Linked DNA regions of Homo sapiens: region 2 is linked to region 1. Evidence: chromatin loops called from intact Hi-C (ENCODE). Cell type or tissue: mesothelial cell of epicardium. All regions are shown on one strand. Each heading gives the region's core, and the rest is flanking DNA. Links, peaks and the distances in the headings are about the cores only.

Region 1 (11,160 bases), core at 2,222-10,221:
CCGACCACCACTTGTTAACCGGGTGGGGAAATCACTGCACTTCCCTGGGCCTCACTCATGTTCTCAGTAGCACGGGCATTATACCTACCCCTTGGGGTGGGTGAGAACCCTTGTAAAGCTGCCGGTGGGGTACATAGGACATAGTGAATGCTAGAGATTATTATTAAGCATAAGTCACAGTCCCTGCCTAGGGGAACTAACTCATGAGACAGACTCACAAAAAGACCATTCAGGGGCGGGTGATTTAGCGGCCTCTTCTCCCCCTGCCCACCCTGCACAGGACATTTGAGGTGAGTGTGAGGTTTGTTGGTTTCACTGGTGTGTTGACGCACCTGTTTAACAAGGAGGTCAGATGTCTCTGTGCCTGTTCTCTGTGCCAAAGCCTGTGTCTGGCCCCTCCCAGGTTGGGGTCAACACACAGATTCGGGCAGCTGCTGGTCTCAAGCTGGCTCCGTGATGTGCTGGCAATTTATCCCTCTCCATCCTGGTTTCAGAGAATGCGGGGTCTCTGAAGGTCCTCTTTGGCACCCCAGAATTTGTGGCTCCTGAAGTGATCAACTATGAGCCCATCGGCTACGCCACAGACATGTGGAGCATCGGGGTCATCTGCTACATCCTGTGAGTCCTGGGGCACTTGGTGGACTGGTGGACCACTTGGTGGACCAGTGGGTGGGGGCTGAGGGTTCCACAGGAGGGTCCCCAGGCTGCCCTGCCATTGTCATGATGGGGAGCCCCCCCCAGAGTCAGGAGGGTGGCAGGCTCCCCTCCTATCCCTGGCAGCCCACCCTGCTCCTGGGCTCCCAGGGAGTCAGTAGCATGCATATTCTATAGCATCATGTAGCTACACATGCTAAGATCCCCATTCTGGGTGCTCACTGTCCCCAAGGCTGGCCAGCCTGGGGCCTTTGGTCAGGAGGGTGGGAAATGTGGCTGGCACCAAGTAATAAAACCTCACTTGTGTGGGTCCACAAAGAAGGAGGGCAGGAGGCCAGGGGCGAATCTCTGGGCATCCTCATTGTCTTCAGGGCATAGCACTCCATCCCCAAGGCACGGGGACCCCAACTACTAGCCTCATCTTTGAGTCTAGTATATGGATGAATTAATAAACACTATTGATGATCGAGCCTTCAATGGGACTAACAGATAAAAGAAAGTAACACAGTAATTAGAACTGAAAAATCAGGTGGGAAATCCAAAGCCATTTCAATGAACAATAATGCAGGAGAGGGGAGGCCAGCCATCTAGGCCGGCACTTCACAAACATTAGCATGCCTGACTCACCTAGGCGGCTCCTTACATTGCAGGGTTTTTGTTCAGGTCTGGGTGACCTGGAATGCCACATTTCTAACAGGCTCTAGGTTTGTGAATGTGCTGGTTCAACGACTGCGCTCTGAGTAACAAGGCTTGAGAACACTCTGTCGGTGGGGTCTGGCTGCTTTAGTCCCTGAAGCCCCAGGGTGCGGACGGTCATTAGCCCCTGAACCTGTGTGGCCACATGCAGTTATGGGATGGTGTCCCCAAAGATGCAGATGTGTATGCTTTCATTCAATAATGTTTTTACTGTCAGAACAAAAGGAAAAATTTAACATTTTCATAGAAAATGAGGAAGACCTCTATGAATACTTTCTTAGACCCCTGGGGCCTTCAGACTCCAGTGTGAGAGAAGGTTCTGGGCGATTCTGATGCATAGCCAGGTTTAGAAACCAGTGTTATAAAAGCTTTAGCAGAAGTGGTGTGAATTTTGTGCAATGTGACTTTTTCACATGCTCAGGAACTTTACTCACTATAGCCTGTTAGGACAGTCCCCTCAGTGGAACCTGCACCACAGGCATTGTAGTCCAGACAGTTATCCTCTTTCCTGCCTGGGATTAGCCCCACCACCACAGCCTTCCCCAGATCAGCAGAAAAACCCCGGGCCAGGTGTGCATTTCCCTGCCTGTTTCCCTGCCCCGCCCCCTCTTGGAGAAGGGGCGCTGACAAGTGAAGACAGCAGCTGGACTGGAGCTTGACTCCCTGGCTCCCTAGATAAGTAAGGAACAGCAGGGTAGGGGGCGGGGCCAGCCTGCCCCTTTCAGGGCGGCCCCAGGCCTGGGCAGTGCTAACCTCTGGCCCTGGGAAAAACACCAGACCCTTGAGAAGCAGTCCTTGGTCAGCTCTCACTGTTCAGCCCCAGCTGCGCTGTGGTCTCGCTTGGTCCCAGGGTCCCCCTCCAGCCGTCATGGAGACTTGCCTTACTGTTTATTCTTCAGTGGGTTTTCCCACTGCCGTGGCATCAGGATCTTCTGCAGCTACAGATTTTCACATAGGACCTTGTTTGATGCTCACAACAAACCCAAGAGTGGATCATGGCAGGGATTCCATCTTCATGTGGCGTTGAGGTGACAGGGGCCAAGGAAGCCCACGTGGCTGCCCACTTCCCACAGTCGGGCCAGGGGACCAGTCGTCCCAGTCTGCCAGGATACAGGACTTTTGGTGCTAACATGGGAACAGTCCCAGGCAAACCAGGACAATTGGTCTCTCTACTGGTCAGTGACAGAGCAGTGACTAGACTGCTCACTAAGTTTTCACCTGTGTAACCTCTACCCGGATCAAGAAACCAAGCACTGCCAGGCCCCCACAGCCCTCTGGCACCCCTCCCTGTTACCAACCCCCAGAGGTCACCATTACCCTCAAGGCTAATGTCAATGAAATCATACAGAAAGAAGTGTCTGGCTTTTTTTGCTTGACATCGTTTGTGAGACTCATTCATAGTACTATGTGTCATTGTAGACTGTTTATTCTCAGTGTTATGTAGTATCCCATTGTGTGAATATAATCCAGTTAATTTATCCGTTCTGCTTTGATAGGCTTTTGAGTGGGTTCCAGTTTGGCCATTGGAAGCATTCTGGTTCACGTGTTTCAGTGAATATATTTGTACATTTCTGTTGGATATATAATCTAGAACTAGAATAATTGGGTCATAGGGCACTTTATTGTCAAATGAGAGTTCTTTTCGGTGGAGGAACATAGTAATTTGGGCACTATGTTACCTTGTTTACCAGATTACTTTTAAAGCAAAGACCAAGAACTAGGGCAGAGTTTTGGAAATGGGGAGAAGATAGTTTTGATGCTGCCAGTGCTTGGGCAGAGGGTTGTCAGGAGGGAGGAGGGGTGTGTGTGTGGCAAGGACCCAGGCCAGGTGGCACTGACTCAGGCTGGATCAATCCTGTGCCACATCTTAGCTCCTGGACCCCCACTGTGAGCCACTGCCCTCTGGGGCTTTTCCAGCCTGGCTCTCTCAGCATGGATGGAAGTCAGGGAGTTCCCCCGGCAAGCCAGGGCTCTCAACAGAGAGCGGTGCTGAAAACAAACATTGGCGCCAAGGAGATGGTTTCCTTTAAGCGCCTGCTATGCAGAACTCTGGAGCCACTGCTGGGAGCACCCAAAAGAGGCTCTCTGGTGGCCCTCATGGCATCCTCTGGCCCACTCTATCCCTCTCTTTGGAGCCTAGTCATCTGTCGGGCAGTCCCTGTCAGGGCGACTTCCACCTTTGTACCACAGAGCCCCTCCTGTTCTCCTTTCTGGGGCCAGTGAGAGATGGAGAGGCCAGGGAGTTGGAAGGGAAGGCAACAGACCGTGTCACCATAGGACGATGTGACTTTACTCTCTCCCACCCAGCCCAGCCATCAGGGCAGTTTCTGGCCCTATAGGGAAGGAGCAGAATGGGGTCGTGGAGCCCCCACACTCTTACCCCGGATCCTGAAAGGAGATAGTAGGTTGTGTGAGTACCTAGAGACCTTCTGAAGTTAGCAATACCCATGTGGTTTCTGGCAGGAAGTGAGAATACCAGAGAGCTGGAGGCCACACTTCCATACGGGAGAAATCCTAAGTCCACCTCCGTTTAAGAGCCCTCCTCCCCCTGCTGTCTCCCTCCCCTACTTCCTGGACTTGGTACTTCCTTGCTGCCTGTGGGGAGGCCACAACAGCTCTTCTCCGAGCCCTTCCCTCACCCTACTCCACAATGCCTTCTCTCCCAGCCTCCCTCAAGCCAGAGCGAACCAGCAATGGCTGCTCTGCTTCCTCCTCCTGCCTCTTCCTGACCAGGCCCAGCAGCACAGCCTTCCCATTCATGCTTGTTTGTTTGTCCAACACCCACCGTGGTGCAGACAGCTGTCAGCTGTCCCTCCCCACCCTGGTGTGTGGTCGGGAGATGCCAGGAGGGAGGAGAGGTGTGTATGGTGGGGAGGCAGGTCAGCTCTTCTGGTGACAGCTGCCCAGTCAGCTGAGGAGGGGTCACAGTGCCGGGGCATCGGGGGCCTCCTCAGACCAGGGTCTGACTGCAGGGCTCCTCAGCCAGATCCAGTAACCTCTGCCTTCCCCACCTGGGGCTGCCGCTGCCCTCTCTGCTGCTGAGCCTGGAAATACGCTCTGATTCCAGCCCTAGGATCCCTGTTCCCTCTCCAAGCCCGGCCACCACCTTCAACTTTTACTAACACAACTAAACCCCAGGTCGCTGCTTCCTCGGCCAGTCCACAAAATGATGCACAGCTCTTCCTGTGGACCTACTCAGCCCTCTCAGCTCTCCCACCAGAGTATCAGATGGCTAATATGGATAAAAGACTAACCCCTTCCTAGCAGTCAGTAGTTCCATCAGCAGATGTGTGGTCCCCTTAGCTGGCCACTGGTACAGTCGGGGCATCTGTCTGCTGCTTGAAACACAACACAGAAGCCAGGTGCAGTAGTGTGCACCTGTGGTCCCAGCTACTCAGGAGGCTATGATGGGAGGATCACTTGAGATCAGGAGTTCAAGACCAGCCTGGCTGATATAGCGAGACCCCCATTTCTTAAAACCCACACACATACACGCACACACACACACAGAAAGTGTAGTCCAAGAGGCATTTCTGCACCCTCTGCTCTCCTAACCTTCTGCCCCCACAGCCAAACAGGCTTCCACATCAGATTCCCTGGGGGAATTTCTTTGGCAATGAGCTGAGAATTAAGAAATTAGAATGCCCTGCATTCATGACCATTGTGTTTCATCAGCACAAAGACTAATATTTGACCACTAAAAATCAACATGTAGAGTCTGGCTGTACTTGATACATCCAGTGAAGAAAAAGTAAAGCATCCAAGGACTTGCCCAGACTGATTATAGTTTTGTGAAAAACAGATCAATCCATTAGTTAAAAACTAGATAAGACCAGGGAGATAAAGAGGTGTTTTAATGCTAACATTATTTGTTGACCGGTTGATTTTTTTAACAAATAATGACTGTTATCTAGCTGGGCGCAGTGGCTCATGCTTATACTCCCAGCCCTTTGGGAGGCCAAGGTGAGTGGATGGCCTGAGCCCAGGAGTTTGAGACCAGCCTGGGCAACATGGCAAAACCCCATCTCTGCAAGAAATACATAAGGTAGCTGGGCATGGTGGCGTGCGCCTGTGGTCCCTGCTACTTGGGTGGCTTAGGTGGGAGGGTCACCTAAGCCTGGGGAGGTTGAGGCTGCAATGAGCCATGATCACGCCACTGTATTCCAGCCTGGGTGACAGAGCGAGACTCTGTCTCAAAAAAATAAAAAGAAATAATAATAATGACTATTTTATAAATAAAAAGACAAGGCTGGGCACAGTGGCTCATGCCTGTAATGCACTTTGGGAGGCAGAGGTGGGAGGATTGCTTAAGCTCAGGAATTTGAGACTAGCCTGGGCAACATGGTGAAACCCCATCTCTACCAAAATACAAAAAATTAGCCAGGTGTGTTGGCGCGCACCTGTGGTTCCAGCTACTCAGGAGACTGAGGTGGAAGGATCGCTTGAGCCAGAGGTTCAGTGAGCTGAGATCGCACTACTGCACTCCAACCTGGGCAATAGAACAAGACCGCATCTCAAAAAAAAAAAAAAAAATTAAAAGACATGATCCCTTATGCAAATTCTGCCACAAAGAAAAAGTTCCCCAAAAAGGTTTTTAAAAATCCTGTAAAACCCCACCACCCAGCAACAGCATTACTGAAAATTCAAACACCCTCTTTGTCAACATGCTGTGTATGTATTATATTTTTTATTCCAGACACATGCTCTTTAATAGGAAGAATGCTGGGGGAACTTGGGCAGGCAAGGAGCCAGGCAGGGTGAGGAGAGTATTTCAGATGGATAGGCTGCCAGGAAGGAGGAGTGCCAGAGGCCAGAGGCGAGGAGGCTCTCCCTGACTGTGCCCAGAGTTGCAGAGATTAAGACCTATCTTTGCAGGATTATAGTTCCTAATAAGGAAGGGAGGTTTGCAGAAGGGGAACTTTCTGCATTCCACAGCAGGGTTGTTTGCTTTTCCTGCCATCTTTTGGAGTACTGCCGGACTTCCCCCCTCTCTGTTTCCAGTGGAAAATGTAAAGAAGCAGCAGGTGGCTGACAGGCAAGAGACAGGCTGCTTCCTGATGGGGCTTGCATGGGCCACGTGGGGGTCGGGGTCACAGAGACAGAGAGAGCTGGGAGGCCCCTAGGAAATCTAGCCTAGTCCCCTTGATGTATAAAAGGAGAAGCTGGCTAGGCGCGGTGGCTCATGCCTGTAATCCCAGCACTTTGGGAGGCCGAGGCAGGCAGATCACGACACGAGGTCAGGAGATCGAGACCATCCTGACGAACACTGTGAAACCCCGTCTCTACTAAAAATACAAAAAAAATAGCTGGGTGTGGTGGTGGGCACCTGTAGTCCCAGCTACTCGGGAGGCTGAGGCAGGAGAATGGCATGAACCCAGGGGGCAGAGCTTGCAGTGAGCAGAGATCGCACCACTGCACTCCAGCCTGGGCAACAGAGCAACACTCTGTCTCAAAAAAAAAAAAAAGAAAAAGGAGAAACTGAGGCCCAGAGAGGGGAAAGGAGCAGCAGATAACAGTGCAGACTCGGGGACAGGTAAATGCCCACCCTTCCCTCATGGGGACATGACCGAGAATGATTCTCTTTGCCTTCTTAAAACATAAATCAGGGTCTTGCTTTAAAAAAAAATCCCATCCACAAAGATCTATTATTCAGAAACACAAATATGTTGATTAGGATGAGACAATTCACATTGTAAAAGCTTTCTTCTCTTTACAAAAGGTTTCACCAGAGGGTTCCTCCCATGGCAAGCTTTTTCTCCCAATATTTCAAGTGGGGTTTGTTCTGTCAAACTCAACCAAAGCCTTACTCCTGAAGCTGTCAGTGCTTGGCTTATGATGATGGATTCATAAGCATTTGGGAGAAGGGACATTGGTAAAGCCCTAACTTGACAGGTTGATGGCAGGAGGGCCCCAGACCCATCTCTCTTTTTTTTTTTTTTTTTGAGATTGAGTTTCGCTTGTTGCCCAGGTTGGAGTGCAATGGTGCGATATTGGCTCACTGCAACCTCCACCTCCAGGGTTCAAGCAATTCTCCTGCCTCAGCCTCCCGAGTAGCTGGGATTACAGGTGCTTGCCACCATGCCCAGCTAATTTTTGTATTTTTAGTAGAGACAGGACTTCACCGTGTTGGCCAGGCTAGCCTCAAACTCCTGACCTCAGGTGATCCATCCATTTTGGCCTCCCAAAGTGCTGGGATTACAGGCATGAGCCACCACGCCTGGCCCCCAGACCCATCTCATGGGGCTCAGCTGAGATCAGGGCAGGAACAGCTACACAATTTGCAACATGAAAGGTGGGGCCACTTGTTCAAACCTTATTGAGAATCTTGAGACGACAGCAGCAGAGCATTAAACCAAGCACAGGGCCTGTCTAAGGGTGGGACTGTGGGCAACTGTGCTGGTCTAACACCCATGAGGCTGACTCACAAGGCCCTCATGAACAGTGGGGTGAGTTGTTGCTATGAAGGTGAGGTGCACAGAGGTGAGAGGTAAGGTCAGTAAGCCACAAATCTGCTCTATTTTGTTTTGAAATTCTTTACCTTATAAAGTTTATTTGGCTTAAGCTGCTGGTCACAAAGTCATTCCTGCACTCACAGCTTGGTAAGGCAGTGGAGGGAACCCAGCAGAACTGCATGAGATCTCCGGGCATGGACCGCCTCCTTACTGTGGACCAGGCCTGGTGCCAGTGCTGAACACTGCAATTTACTTCATCTTTACAGAAATGTTAGGATAGTATAGCATTTAAGAGGACAGGCTCTAGAGGCAGATACCTGGCTTCCAATCTCACTGGCTGTGAATCTTTGGGCAGGTGACTTGAGCCTGGGCTGTGCCTCAATTCCCTCATCTGTAAAACAAAGTTATAAGAATTACTTGCATCATAGGGCAGTGTTAAGATTAAGTGAGTTCACTTGTTTTAGGCACTTGACCCAGTGCCTGGCACATAGAAAAACCTCAATGAATGTCTGCTGCCATCATGATGATGATGAGGATGAAGAAGTGACCACCCTATAGTTAAATGGCAGCTTCTCCATTTTAGAGGAGAAAACTGACACAGATCAGGGAATTGTCCAAGGCCATACAGCAAGCGGAGAGGCTGCACTCTGTCCTCTGCCATGGCACCTCATAGGGAAGTTTTCTAGTTTGGCATAAATGCCTCAAGTTCCCCGAACCTACATTGCTGATTCAAAGTCCATCTATCCATTGGGCACACACTTCACTTGCTGAGCCTCTCTTATTTGCCGGGCCCTCTTCTTGGAGCTGAAGGTGTGTGGAGAGAGGTGGGAAGGAGGGGACAGAAGGGTGCAGTGGTGATCACTACCATGTGCCCAGTCCACAGAGAGGGGGCAGGAGCACGGGAGGAAGGGGCTTGGAGAAGGCTCTAGCCTGGGCTTTGGGGAATAATAGAAAACCAGGACAGAGGGACTTATCAGCCCTGCCGCGTACCCTGCAGAAGCCCGTAATCTAAAGCCAACCTGCTGCACCTCAGCCTCACAGGTAGGTGGTGTCAAGAGGCAGGTGACCAAGAAAAGACAGGGCTGTGAACCACACCCTCTTTTCTTTCCACAAGTGGAAGAAAGGCAGGTGCAAGGCCCACAGAGCATGAGTTTGGGGGTGGGGAGGCTGGCCGACCCTCGCCTTTGACCTCAGTTACCACTCACCTGGTCGTCGCGCCCTCTCCTAGCCACACCTGCTGTCCTGCTCTTGTCTCTCCAGAGTCAGTGGCCTTTCCCCCTTCATGGGAGACAACGATAACGAAACCTTGGCCAACGTTACCTCAGCCACCTGGGACTTCGACGACGAGGCATTCGATGAGATCTCCGACGATGCCAAGGATTTCATCAGCAATCTGCTGAAGAAAGATATGAAGTAATGAGTTGGGATTTCAGTCTTTGCTTCCCTACTCCCTGCCCTGTGTTGGGAAGCAAAGGGGGATTCCTTTGCCTGTTGGGGTGCCCTCCTTGCCACCCCGCCTTGGGTCGTTCCTAGCATTCCCTGAGGAAGGGAGGGTGGGCATGGTAAGAGACCCGAATGCATGTGGGTTGGGGAGGCGACTTCCTAGGCCCTGCCCCCTGGAGCTAGACATGGGATTCACCTTCAGAGGCTCAGACACCTGACTTGAAAAGCGACACTTGACCACGTTACAGAGCAAGGGGCAGCTGTTCTGTGTGAATAATGACCACCCTTCTTATTTTCTGGGTACAGTTGTGGCCAGCCACAGCCCTCTTCAGGGGCTGCAGGGGAAGGACCCTCTCAACAAGCAAGAGCAGAGGACACGGGCATCTTAGAACTTCTCTGTGGGTCCCGATCATATCCCCAGATTATTATTATTATTCTGGCTTAGTGTTTTTTTATATCTCAGTTATTTAATAACTGCCTGCTTGAATACAGCCAGGTACGTTCTAACATCTGGCCAAAGGGAGGCTATGATCCCAGACCACTGGGCTTAGCCCTCTCCCAGCTCCTCCTCTGTTGAGGTTCCCCACCTGTGCCTGCTGCAGCTGTGAACATAGGAAAGTGAACAGTGGGAGGTCAGCATGCATGGGCTGTGGGGAAAGGTCAGGCACTCAAGCCCTCTGGGTTTCAGTAGAAGATTGGAGCTTGGAGTTGTAGAGGAGACCAGAGTGGGAGGTTGGCTGAAGGTGGGCAGTGGGTGTGCCTAGACAGAATCTCCTGGAAGGAACTGTCCTGGGCTCTGCATGTGTAGGGAGAGCTGCCCAGGGAAAGGGAGCAGTGGGACTCAGGTGAGAACAGCTGGCCTATTGGGCAGCTCACCCACTCTGCAAATAGGTGACTAGATGAGGCAGGGCCTGACTGTAGGGGTGCCGAGGAGCTTGGAGCTATACTTGGCAATCCCAGGGAGCAGTTGTAGCCTTGCCAAGAAGGGTGGTGTTGACATGGGTGGCGTGCTAGAGAGAAGGGGAGGGGCCTGGCTCCAGGGCGGGCAGGAGGCTCTGCACTCCCAGGTGACTTTGCAGCCTTGCGGGGCTGCCGATGGCTCCCCTGAGGAAGAATGGCTGTTCGGGGCAGGAAGGCACAGTTAGTTGCTGAAGGAGCAATATTGGAGTGTCTCAGATGGCTCTGTCAGGCTTTCCTGTGATGCACCCCACTCTCAGTCCTTTTTAGCCAGTTCAGGGCCAAACTCCCCCAGAGGCCACATTCTACACTCCTTGACAATGAGATCTTTTTAGCCTTTTGCTGTCACAGTCTGTATCAGAAATGGGCATGACCCAAGGAGAACTGAGATACTGTGGGAAGTCTAAATTCTCTTCCAATATGAGGGACCCCCACACCCAAGGTGCCTCAGGAGATGGAAACCTCCTCAGTAACTCTGGTACAAGGATGGCTTTTGTCATCCAAGCTTTATTCACTGAAGATTTGGTAAACAAGGTATTGTGTGTGTATATATCTTATTTTCTCATCTGACCTTGAATTAAGTCAGTAACAGGCTGTACTGGATCCCTCTGTGCTCATAAAATGGATTCACCAAAGAACTGATCTTATTCAAATAGATCAAGACACTAAATTCCCATAAACTCTTATACCCAGCCTCTCTTCAACCAGAAATCACCACCTATCAGCACTTAAAAAAAAAATTCCTTCCTACTATAAAAATAATGCATGAAAATTATAGAGGATTTGAAGAATATAATAAAATTTAAATCATCTATAATCCCTTTATCTAAAGTTCACTACATTTTGCTATACTTCTTTCCAGTCATTTTTCTATGTATGTTAGCATTTGGTTCTTTAGGCTTTCCTAGTCCTGTTACAGTTAAGGCAATGGCTCTAAAATGTTTCTAGATCCCCAGAG
Region 2 (11,160 bases), core at 975-8,974, 87 kb before region 1:
TTGCGCCATTGCACTCCAGCCTGGGTGACAAGAGCAAAACTCCAATAAATAAATAAATAAATAAATGAAAGAGCGAGCAAGCGAGCGAGCAGTGGTCCCCAACACTTATGCACCAAATAGTCCCCATTTGTGTCTGCGTCATTGATGTATTGCCTGTGAACCTTCCTTGTTGGTGTAGTTTGCTCAGGCTTTGCTAGAAGCTGTCTTTAGTGAGTAAGAGGAAGTGCCATCTAGTCTTCCTACATGTAGTGTTCTTGGGTAGGTAAGTGAGAATTGAGGTCTGCCTTCCCTCCCAGCCCTTAGCAAAGGACAGAAGTCCTATTGGATCCAGTGATTGACTTCAAGGAGGCAGCCTCCTTGTGGCTGGAATGCAATATGGGCGTTAAGGACTAATAACGGAGTCTAGACTAAGTATCAACAAACATTTTCTATAAAGGGCCAGGTAGTAGCTATTTTCAGCTTTTCAGGCCATACAGCCTCTTTAACAACTCTCAACTCTGCTGTTGTGGTATAAAAGCAGCCATAGGAGGCTGGGCGCAGTGGCCCACTCCTGTAATCCCAGCACTCTGGGAGGCCAAGGCAGGTGGATTGCCTGAGCTCAGGAGTTCAAGACCAGCCTGGCCAACACAGTGAACCTGTCTCTACAAAAAAAAAAAAAAAAAAAAAAAAAGCAAAACTTAGCCAGGCTTAGCAAAACTTAGCCACTGCACTCCAACCTGGGTAATAAGAGTGAGACCCTGTCTCAAAAAGTAAAAGAATAGACAATACATAAGCCATAGACAATAAGTGAAAGAACGAGTGTGGCTATGTTGCAGTAAAACTTTATGAATACTGAAATGTGAGTTTCACATAATTTTTACATATCATGAGATATATTAATTACCTTTATATTTTTCGGCCATTTAAAATATGTAAAAACTATTCTTAGCTTGCAGGCGCTACAAAAACAAGCTGCAATTAGCATTCTGCCCAGGAGCCATAGCTTGCTGTCTCCTAGTTTATACATCACTCAAGACGGTGTTTTCTCAGCGACTCTTAGCGTTTCCACACCCATTCCACTAGAGGGCGATCATGCTCAAGTTGGGTTTCCTTGGCTGCTAACTTTAGTTTAACCCAGCCTCCGAGCTGGGAGAGCCTAATGTCTCCCAATTCTGATGTGCCCTGAGCCAACAGCTCCTTTCTGGGGCCTCCATCCCATCCCATGTTTGTGGGGCCACAGTGAGTTACGTTCCAGTTAAAGGAGAGCTCTCAAAAGGCTTGTCAGCACATGTTTGGACAGAAGAGACACATTGGCGGCAGTCAGGGAATACACTGGTATTGTCAAGGAAGAGAGGTTTGGAGGGTACCATTGTGACAAAAAGTAAAAACAAAGAGCAGTGCTCACTTCTCTCAGTGGCAGGATCCAGGCCCCTGCCTTTCCCAGCCCTCGGCCCCACTTTTATGAAATGCAATAGGTTGAGAGGAATCTTCCCCTCTAGTCCTATGATGTGCTTGCTGGTCTCTTTGCCAAACTGTCATGGAGACATGAAGTGTTGCTATGTGCAGAAGAAAACACTGCATTGCAGGGAGACGACTTCTTTCTGTACTGTCTCCCTTCCCCACTGGCCGACCCCAATTTTATGAAGTGCAAACCAGGACCCTGGGGCCTGGCAAGGGAAGAAACTGACAGTTGCTTCCTATATGGCAGCTGGACACATTCCTGCTCCGAGGACAGACTCTTCAGTAATGAGATTTTTTTTTTCCTGGAAATGAAAAGTCACATCCCAGAATGATAAACTCCCAGGAACATAGAGCATTAAGGAAACCACTGAAGCTCATTGCATGCACTCCTGTCTCCATGCAGGACTTTATGTTACCTGGAACATGTCACATGTAAGGGACTCTGGAAAAAAGGAGCCGAGTCATTTTTAGTTCCCTATATTTATCTTTTCTGTGAACCCTAAAATACACCTAATTGCATAGAAGAAACGCACCTAACTGCAACAGTGGGTGGGGGATGCAGAATTGCTTTTTGATAAATATCTACAGTGGAAAATTGAATCGTTGTTTCTGGAGACATCTAAGTGGAGCTGGGCACCCCATGTTCAGCCTGGGAAAGCTCCGTTTTGCCTGAGGCTGGGCTATGGGCCAGATGACCGTGTAAAAGTCTCTCCAGGCTCAGAATTCTGTGAAGTTGAGGATGTGGATTTGGAGACTGTTTAACACAGAATGCCCAAAACTCTGTCCCTTTCCCTCCTGCATTTTTAATTCCTCCAGATTCTCCCTCCCCCATCCCTCTAGGCCCCGTCTTCCTCCTCCACCACACAATTACTCCCTTTCCTTCATCTCCTTAGCCCCTGGCTCTTTCTCCAGCCCATAAGCCTCTGTCCAGCTGGCTGGAGATGTGCATGGTACATCATTAGCCCTCAGTGGATCTGAGCAAGCATGACAAGTCTCAGCGTCATGACAGCAGCAGCCCTGCTGAGGACAGGGCTCCCGTCCCTACTGCCAGTGCTGCCTGGCCTGAGCCTTCCTGTGCTTCCTCCACAGGGCAGCCCATCCAGTACGCTCGCTCCACCTGCGAGGCCGGCGTGGCTGAGCTCCACATCCAGGATGCCCTGCCGGAGGACCATGGCACCTACACCTGCCTAGCTGAGAATGCCTTGGGGCAGGTGTCCTGCAGCGCCTGGGTCACCGTCCATGGTAGGAGCCTCTGGGCACCTGGGTAGAAGCACCTTTCCTGCAGGCACTTCTGCTTTGGAGGAAGGGCACATTTGTAGAAAATGGTATCATGAGCTCAAATCCAGGGAGCAGAGGTGCACATGGCACTACTCCACACCACTGGCAGCGGCAGGTGCCGTGACAGAGGAGTGGCTGCTGCAACCTCTTAGGGACAGAGGAGAGGGTCCTTAAAAAGTGCTGCACCTGCAGGTAGGAAGTGAGGGAGATGACCTCCAGGAGTTCACAGCGACAAGGGTGTCATCAGAGGTGGCCTTTTCCTCACCCCCTCACTCCACTGGGGCCATGGAAAGGTATGGGGGAAAGAGATAGGGCTCCCTTAGCTCCAGAAGCTCCAGGTCTGGTCAGAAGAAAACCTCGCACACTACAAAAGGACTTGGGAGAGCACTCACGTATTCCCTGAACAGTCAGTGGCCTCCCAGTGACCCCTTACATGCTGGGGGACCCTGGGTCACAGCGTGCACACTGAGGCTTCCAGAGGGTCACAGGTTGTCCCCTTTCTGCCCCCCTTCTACTCACGGGCCCAGGCTTGTTTTTACACATCAGCAGCCTGGTCTCCAGTAATCTGATTATCATGGTCATCCATTCATCAGCCAAGCACTTAGTCCCCGGGAACTGCAGGGAGCCTCAGACTCAAGACAGATCTGTCTGGGCTGTGGTATCAGCAGGCCTGGTGACAGTTCCCGTGGAAGTGCTTCTTGGGTCCAGGGCTTTCAGGTAAGCCTGATCCCACCATCACCCTGAGCCTATGCCCCCGGCTCCTGTGCATGACTGGGTCCTCTGGTGCTAGCACTGAGTGCAGCGTGACTGGTCTCCCATCAGACAAGCAGGAGGATACATCTCTCCATTCCCCGGGGCTCAGGCCTGTCAGGAACATCTCCGTGTTGTATGAGTAGCCACTGTCTGGGAGGCTGCAGGAGGAAGTTTCGCAGAAAAGGAAAGGGGAAGAAACATTTGTGGCTTACTGTGTTAAATACTTTCACCTCACCCGTATTCTCTCACTGAGACCTCAGTAGCCTAGGGGACAAGGATGCTGTCCTGATTTCAGACAGAAGGCTCTGGAAGTCTCGGGAATTGAATGTAACTTGCCTAAGCGCATCACGTTAGTCTGCAAAGCTGCACCCTGGAGCCCACAGCCTGTGACTTTCAAGTCTGTGCTCATTCCTATGCCCTGACCTTTTTCAGAGGACACATCCCCTGGCTCAAAGGGGAAGACTGGCCACTGTGGGCTGGGCAGTGTCAGTCCCTTAGGGATGAAGGAACTGGCACTGATGGAGAATGTGACTGACGCTGGCTCTGTGAAGCTCTCTGCCGGGAGTGAGCACGAGAAACTGGTCCACCCCTTCCTTCCAGGAAACCCACCACACTGGGTTCAGAGCCCAGCTCTGGCCTCTGGGAATTTGCAGCCAGATTCTGGTTTACAAACTTACTCATTTATCCTCATAGTTCTAACTTCATGACTCCCTGGGAGCCAGGTGGGGAGCTCAGGAAATTGTGATAATGAGATTTCAGAGGAAACCTGAACTGCTGAGAACCTTGTCTCTGAGGTCCAGGAAGCAGGACTCACCTGGGGGCTCTTCTTGGAGGCCAGCGTGGCCAACCCCAGAGTCAAGTAAGGGGCAGCAAGAGTCAGAATGCTACACGTAGAGCCGCCGTGGCTCAGCCCTCTGTTTTCTGATACTCCCTCCACAGCCACAGCCAAGGACTAATCCAATGTCTGTCCTGGCTTGCCTGTGTTTAGATTGGATTAGAGTGACCCAGCTGAGCTAAGAGTCCCCTGGAGGTGGGAGTCCCAGGCAAAGGATCAAGAATTCTTTAGGGCCATCCTCCTGACTCCCGGGCCTGTGGGGGCTGGGACCTGAAGGATCACCACCCATCCAAAGGAAAACAAAAAGCACAGAGAGGTCCCAGGCAAAAACTCTGCCAAGGAAGTTTGGATTTGCTCGGAGAAGAGGCCTGCATGACAGAACCCCCTCCCAGTGTGGGGGATGTACTGGGCTATAAAGACCAGACAGGCTCAGATACCATAAATGGTGAACAAGGCTGAAGACGCAGCCGCACGCTCAGGCCCGGCAGCATTTGGGCTCTTGGCATAGGATTGGAGCAGGGTGAGCCTGGCACAGCGACACCCCCTGGCACGGTGCCCTGAGACACTCAGGAGGCTCGGGGCTGCTCCCTGCGCTGTCCTCTGCTGTGGAGTTTTTCTGACTTGATTGGCAGCCCCGTTGGCTCTGGATCCTCGGGACAAGCCTGGGCTGGGGGAGATGATCACAGTGGAGGTGTTTGTTCCCTACTGCACTGATGGCTGCTTCACCCCTCCCTTAGCTGTCCAGGTCCAGCCCTCTCTTGCCCTTAGTGTGGCACCAGGCCACGGTGGGGAGCATGGATGTGGAGCCAGCGGCCTGGGTGTGAGTCCTGCTCTGCCACTTACTAGCCCTGCACCCTGGCGTTTTAGCATTCCAGACCTCAGCTTCCTCTTGTGTGAAATGGAGATGCTGACAGTCGCGGTACTGTGAGGATTAAGTGAATGAATGTGCAAAGTATCCCCAGAGCATAGGATAGCACACACCCTCCATAGGTATGTGCTGTGATTATGATTGTCCAGCAGAGCCCACCTTTAAACAAGATACAATCCTTACAAATGCCAAGACTGAGGAGGGGTTTTCCCAAAGGATCCACTTTGCTACAGTATTGTGTGTTTGTTTGGCCATCAGAGAATCAGAGGAGGGAGGTGTCCAGCCAGACACAAGCCATGAACACTCGTGCCTGCTTCCAAGGGCTCTGGCCACAAGGTGGCACCATGCAGCAACGCGTGTCCCTCCAGTTGTCTTCTCTCGGGGGTGGTTGAGGGGCAGCTCTGCTGCAAGCAAGCTTATTCTGAGAGCTCAGCAGATACCGTGCCAAAGGCCAGATGCAGGGGCTCTTTCTCACCTCTCGCCTTTTGCCGAGATTTTGCAATCATCGAGATTGCTGGTGCAGCCCTCAGACGCGATTTCTGCAGCCAGCCCTTCATGCTTTCTCTGCCTTCCCTCCTCAGTGACTCTCTTCTTCTCCAAATCCTGGAAACTCCCACAAATGTCACTTTCTCTGGGAAGCCTACCCTAATCACCCCAGAATGCGTTCCCTGAACACCGTGTGCTTCTAGTATTACACTTACTTATCAACAAGTCTTTACTGCGCGCCTATATTGATCAGTGCCAGGCATTGTTCTGGGGAAACTGCAGTAGACAGGACAGCTGAGGGCCCTGCCTGCAGGGTGCTTACGTTCTGATGAGGATGCCAGCAGCAGTCAGCACCTGGCCTCATTTCAAATGCTGGCACGTGCTGTTAAGAACATGAGCAGGTCACAAAGGAATAATTATAAAGAGAAAAAGCCAGTGAGTGGGGTGTGTGAATCGAGGAGGGTGAGAGGGTGTATCTTTAGTGCTGTGAGGAAGCCTCAGAGGTGTCCATGGCCTGGGGAAAGAGAGCTCTAGGTGGGCAGCACAGCAAGTGCAAGGCCCTGAGTCAGGAGCAAGGTTGACCCATTCGAGGAGTAGCAAGACAGCAGCCTCTGTGGCTGCAGCAAAGTAGACGGGGCAGTGTGATAGAAAGTGAGTTCAGAATGCGGGGGCTCACCATTCCAGGCCTCTGGAGGAGAGGAGAAAACAATTTACTCCGTGAAAATTCACTTTCATTTTACTCTACTTGCTTAATTATCTTCCTCTCCACACTGTAAGCTCCCTGCAGGGAGGGATCACGTCATACTGTGTGTAGAGCCAGGCCTGCCATGGGAGCATGCATTCCCTGAATGGATGAGAGCACAGAGGTTGCCGAACCTCCCCTGCAGTGCAGGGAGGCATTCCCTAGAATTCCTCGCTTTTCTGGGGGCTCAGTGCCCATTAGGGTGTGCAGGAAATCTGCAAATTACCTTCAAGAGTCCCTCAACAGGGCTAGGCACAGTGTCTCATGCCTGTAATCCCAGCACTTTGGGAGGCCAAGGCAGGTGGATCTCTTGAGCCGAGGAGTTCGAGACCACCTTGGGCAACACGGCAACACACCGTCTCCACAAAAAACACAAAAATTAGCCGGGAGTGGTGGCCCATGCCTCTAGTCCCAGCTACTCAGGAGGCTGAGGCAGGAGGATTGCTTGAGCCTGCGAGGTCGAGACTGCAGTTGCAGTGAGCCGTAATCACACCACTGGACTCCAGCCTGGATGACAGAGCAAGACCCTGTCTCAAAAAAAAAAAAAAAAAAAAAAAAAAAAAAAAAAGAGTCCCTCAACAAATATTCCTTCTTTCCCCAACACAGGCTAGGGAAAAAAAATTCCCCAATAGTTAACCAAGCAATGAATGTCTTTCCTCCTGACCCAGGATGAGTCCTGATCCAGGATGATTAATTCAAATTCCTGCAGAGCCCAGGAATATCTGAAATACAGTATATATTTCACAGCGTTTGGACTGAGTCATTGCTGGGGGCTTCCTTGGGCTAGAATATTTAAAATTTTTTCCCCCTGGAGTATCTCCATCAAGGCTAAAATTCTTAAGTGTCTAGATTTATTAATAGCCTGCCAGTTGTGCCCATTTGACATAGTTTCTCAGCCTAACGGTTTGTTTATTTAACTGAAGGCCTAGTGGGCCTGTTTAAGGCATCTAAGGACATAAAATGTGGGTAGGTTAAAAAGATGAAAAGATCATCTCTAGAATAGATAATAAAATATAACAAGCATATTTATTAGAGTATTTGTTTTGATGCAGAGCTTCTAATGAAGACAACAGGCATCAGTGAAGTCAGCGTTTGCTTGGCAATGAGTAGAGGCACAGTTTGTTTTCAGATTAATACCAGGCACTCTGCGGGGCAGCCTGGAGCCACCTCCTTTGTCTTCCCTGGTTATGCACAGGTACTTTGGACACTATACAATCTATCCAGTTAACATAACGTATGGATCCTGACCTCCTCAAGCTTAAAAACACTGACAACTTCTTAAATACTTACATTGGCTACAGAAAAATATATTGAAGAAGAATAAATACCAGTTTTAACTTGCCTTTTTTATATATATTAAGAAGCTTAGTTTATTCAAAACATCTGTCCACAAGCCTTTAAACTGTAAGAAGGCAAGCAATTAATTACATGTTAAAATTTATAACCAATATTTTCATTTTATGTAGGTTGAGTACAGAATTGGGTTTGTGTACCACATGGGTTCTTTGTGTTACAGAAAGACTTCTGAGCATATACATGTACGTTTGTGCCCATGCCATAGAATTTGAGCCTCATTTTACTAATAGGGCCATTATAGAGCTTTATAACTCTCCACCTCTACAGCCCATAGTCAGTCATAATTACATAGAGACCCAGATCAAGAATGCTATCCAGAATCGCAGGATTGAGCTCCTAGTGGCAAAATGTGACCCATGTGATGACAGTGTAACTGAGAGTGTGGCTTCCAGGCCCGCACTGGGAGGGAACAGTGGGTGGTTTGGATGCCATACCTTTATGTTTAGAGTGTGATTATAGCTTCTAAGACAGTGGAAAGGCTGTGGTTTCAGTGATCCTTGCTTCCCAGCTAGCAACCCTATCATTACTGGTCAGAGATCTTTTTTGGGATATTATACGTCATTGTTCCTTTCATTCTTTTCCTCGCACACTTCTCTTCCCATTTGCTTCTTAAGTTCTGGGAGGAAGGGAGGCCAAAAGAAAACAAGGCTATGGGAGGAAAAATCCTTTTAATGCCACAAAGTAGCCATTTTGCTGACTTCAAGAAGGTTCTGTTTGGTTAGGAGACAGACTTTTGTTTAAGGGGAATTCAGATGCCCCGGGGATTTACAGCTTGCACAAACCCCCTGGAAATGGGAAGGGGCTGTGTGGCGTGTCAGCAGGGAGAATGTAACTCTTCTTTGATGAATCCTCCAGAGTTAACAATCCTGGAATTTAGGGAAAGGAGGAGGCTGGTGGTGATCCCTGGACCATGCTGGATTTTGAACTCCAAATAAAGAAAGATGGGGGCACTGTGCTTCCATGGTGCCCCCTCAATTGGTGATCTGTTGAATTTCCATAGTATAACAGGGTTTGGAGTGAATCAGAATTGCTGTTGGAATGGCATTTTGCATTGTAATAACTAAGGAATACAGCTCATGTTCAAAGCCTAAGGAAAATATTTGGTAGATCCAAGATTAAGGCAAACATGTGTTGAATGCAAATTTGGATCCAGGACCTTGGGGCTTCAGAAAGTAGCAAGTTGACCAGCAAATGTTGGCAGGTAGAAAAACACACTTATAAGGAGAAATTCAGAATTTAGTTGTTTTTCCTACTAAAACAACGGAAAGAAAAGGAAGGGCTGTGAAGGGAAGACAGGAGAATTATTGTAGTGCAGAAGGAGATGGCAGATCCTGGTCAGCCACCAGGACAAAGGCAACAGTGGGTTCCTAGTGTCAGGTCCTAGAGGAGGTAAAGGCCTCACTCCTGGTGCTGGGTTTGAAGAAGAGGCTTTACTGGTTATTTTATAAGAAGAATTAGTGCAAGAGGTAGCAAACTGCTCCTAACTCTTCCTCTAAATAAAAGCTTTCCAAAACGCCATGTTGGGTATCAATTTATATTAGGTTTTTAAAGTAAAACCACTATCAATTTGTTTTTAAGAAGGAATTGTTTGATAGGAAAGTCTAATTGGCTAGAAAAGCTGGCTTGTTTTATTTAATTCTCACAACAACTCCACTTGACACTTCCGAATTCACTTTACAGATGAAGAAAGTGATGCTCAGGAGGTGATGTCAGCTGCCCACAGTAGTCCAGGTGATCAGCAGCAGCACCAGGCCACCACCTGCTTCAGCCCATGGGCTTTCTGCATGGCTGCTCTTGGATCCTGATAGGTCATTTGTTTGATGCTTTTGCTTCACCAGAGCGATCATTTCATGTTTAGTTTCATGACTAGGAACTGGCTTCAAAAACAACTTCTAGTGAGTCAAAAACAGCCAAAATGGCAAGGACGGAAAAACTCCATGGGTCAGTAGAATCATAAAGGGGAGAGTGCGTATATCTGTCTGTCTCTCATTCTCTCCCCCTTCCTTTGCTTCCCTTTTCCCCCTCTCTCTTCCTCACATTGCCTCTTTTTCTTTCTCTTCTCTCTGTTCTTCCCTTTCTCCATTCTTGCTCTTTCTTAAGTCCTATTAACAGCTTCGTCTACATGGCATCGTTTTTACTTGTCAGCAATCTGCTTGGGCTTATTCTTAGTCATTGTGCTTGTCTTTCCCATTGGACGACAGCCCGATCAATCCTTTTCCATTCTGTCAAAATGGGACAGTGGCAGTTTAATGACTGAGTCCAGGAGTGAATTGGCTAATACCAAGTAACAGAGCAACAGATAAATGCACTTTAGATCCTTAATCCTAGGCAAGGAAAGCAAGGAGACTCAGCCCTTTCTGCACTCCAGAAAGAAGGCCCTCTCTGGGCTCAGTCTCAGCAGAGCAGCAGGAAGCACAGCTGTGGGGAAACCCGGGGTATATTTAGTTTGGCCCCATTTGAGCTGGGCAAGTCTGTCACTGGGTCTCAGCAAAGCATCCCTTGCTATTTGTGTGCCATGGCCAGTGGGTGTCCTCCCAAGACGAAGAAGTCTTGGGCTCTCTGAGACAACCTTGTCACTGGGGGCCTCTTGCCTCAGACCCTGGTCCTTAAACCAGGATGATGCTAGAAGGAGGCCAAGGACAAGCAGAGAGGAGTGACTCCCAGGGTAATGGGTAGCTCTGGACATGAATATGGATGATGACAGAAAGCTCCTCACAGAATTGAGACCTGCCTCTGCTCCCAGGACAGTCAAGGGAAAGCACCCAGACCAGGACCCCACCAGCAGCATCTCCCTCCTCATGGGGCATCGCAGCCCCAGGACCTTAGGACAGGCGAGCTTCTTTCTCTGAGTCTCAGCTCCCTCCACTGTAAAACAGACACAATCTGCCCAATACTTCCGAGATGTTGAGGGTAACACTGAATTAGCTATGAACATCTTTTGGAATCCTGGAGCGCTGGGCTTTATAAGGAATCATCGTTACATGAAAGTTCTGGTTTGGGGGGTTTTTCTCATTGGAGTTATTATCAGGTTGAATTTCCACAACCAAAGGAGTTAGTTGGGTTGGGAAAGTCAGAAAACATTGATTTTTATACTGCTTGTGTGCCATGTATTGTTCTAGCTGTTTTATATGTTACTTTCTAATCATCTAAAACCCTGCAATATTACCATGCATTAGACTGATGATGCAGACATCATACTTCTCAGTATTATGTTGCCATAAGTTTGGAGGAGAGAACACCGAGGCTTGCTTTGGGAAGGTTGCTTCAGATCACACAGCCAGGGCCACGAGTTAAGAATGCCAGTTTCCATCTGTCCTTTCGTATTTTACTTAAGTCCACAGAAGAGTGAGCAGAAACTGATAGAGGCTAGAGGCCAGAGATGAGCCAGAATAATTTGTTTGG

Evidence for each region. Peaks named below come from ENCODE experiments on the same cell type or tissue, not always from the same donor. Only the 100,000 strongest peaks of a DNase experiment are listed, where the experiment ranks them.
Region 2: a loop joins it to region 1, with 5 times the contacts of the local background. A loop is called at or near these places in 20 of 110 quality-filtered maps.

The regions. Positions count from the first base shown.
Region 1 is chr3:123,627,529-123,638,688 of GRCh38, reverse strand. MYLK (myosin light chain kinase) reads left to right here. Exons shown (of 34, transcript NM_053025.4): 29 at 495-618; 30 at 9,063-9,215. MYLK-AS1 (MYLK antisense RNA 1) reads right to left here. Exons shown (of 4, transcript NR_121654.1): 3 at 9,008-9,195; 4 at 7,868-8,193. Among named protein-coding and RNA genes, the nearest start is that of MYLK-AS1, 48 kb to the right of the region's middle. RefSeq lists enhancers at 2,081-2,742, 8,466-9,665 and a silencer at 3,073-3,367. In mesothelial cell of epicardium, for the core only: no CTCF peak of the experiment used is centred there; a DNase peak (open chromatin) is centred at 6,188.
Region 2 is chr3:123,713,650-123,724,809 of GRCh38, reverse strand. It overlaps MYLK (myosin light chain kinase), which reads left to right. Exons shown (of 34, transcript NM_053025.4): 13 at 2,530-2,682. LOC105369194 (a long non-coding RNA gene) reads right to left here. Exons shown (of 3, transcript XR_924417.4): 3 at 8,410-11,160. Among named protein-coding and RNA genes, the nearest start is that of MYLK-AS2, 30 kb to the right of the region's middle. In mesothelial cell of epicardium, for the core only: CTCF peaks have their summits at 1,078 (motif pointing right) and 5,550 (motif pointing right); DNase peaks (open chromatin) are centred at 1,119 and 5,509.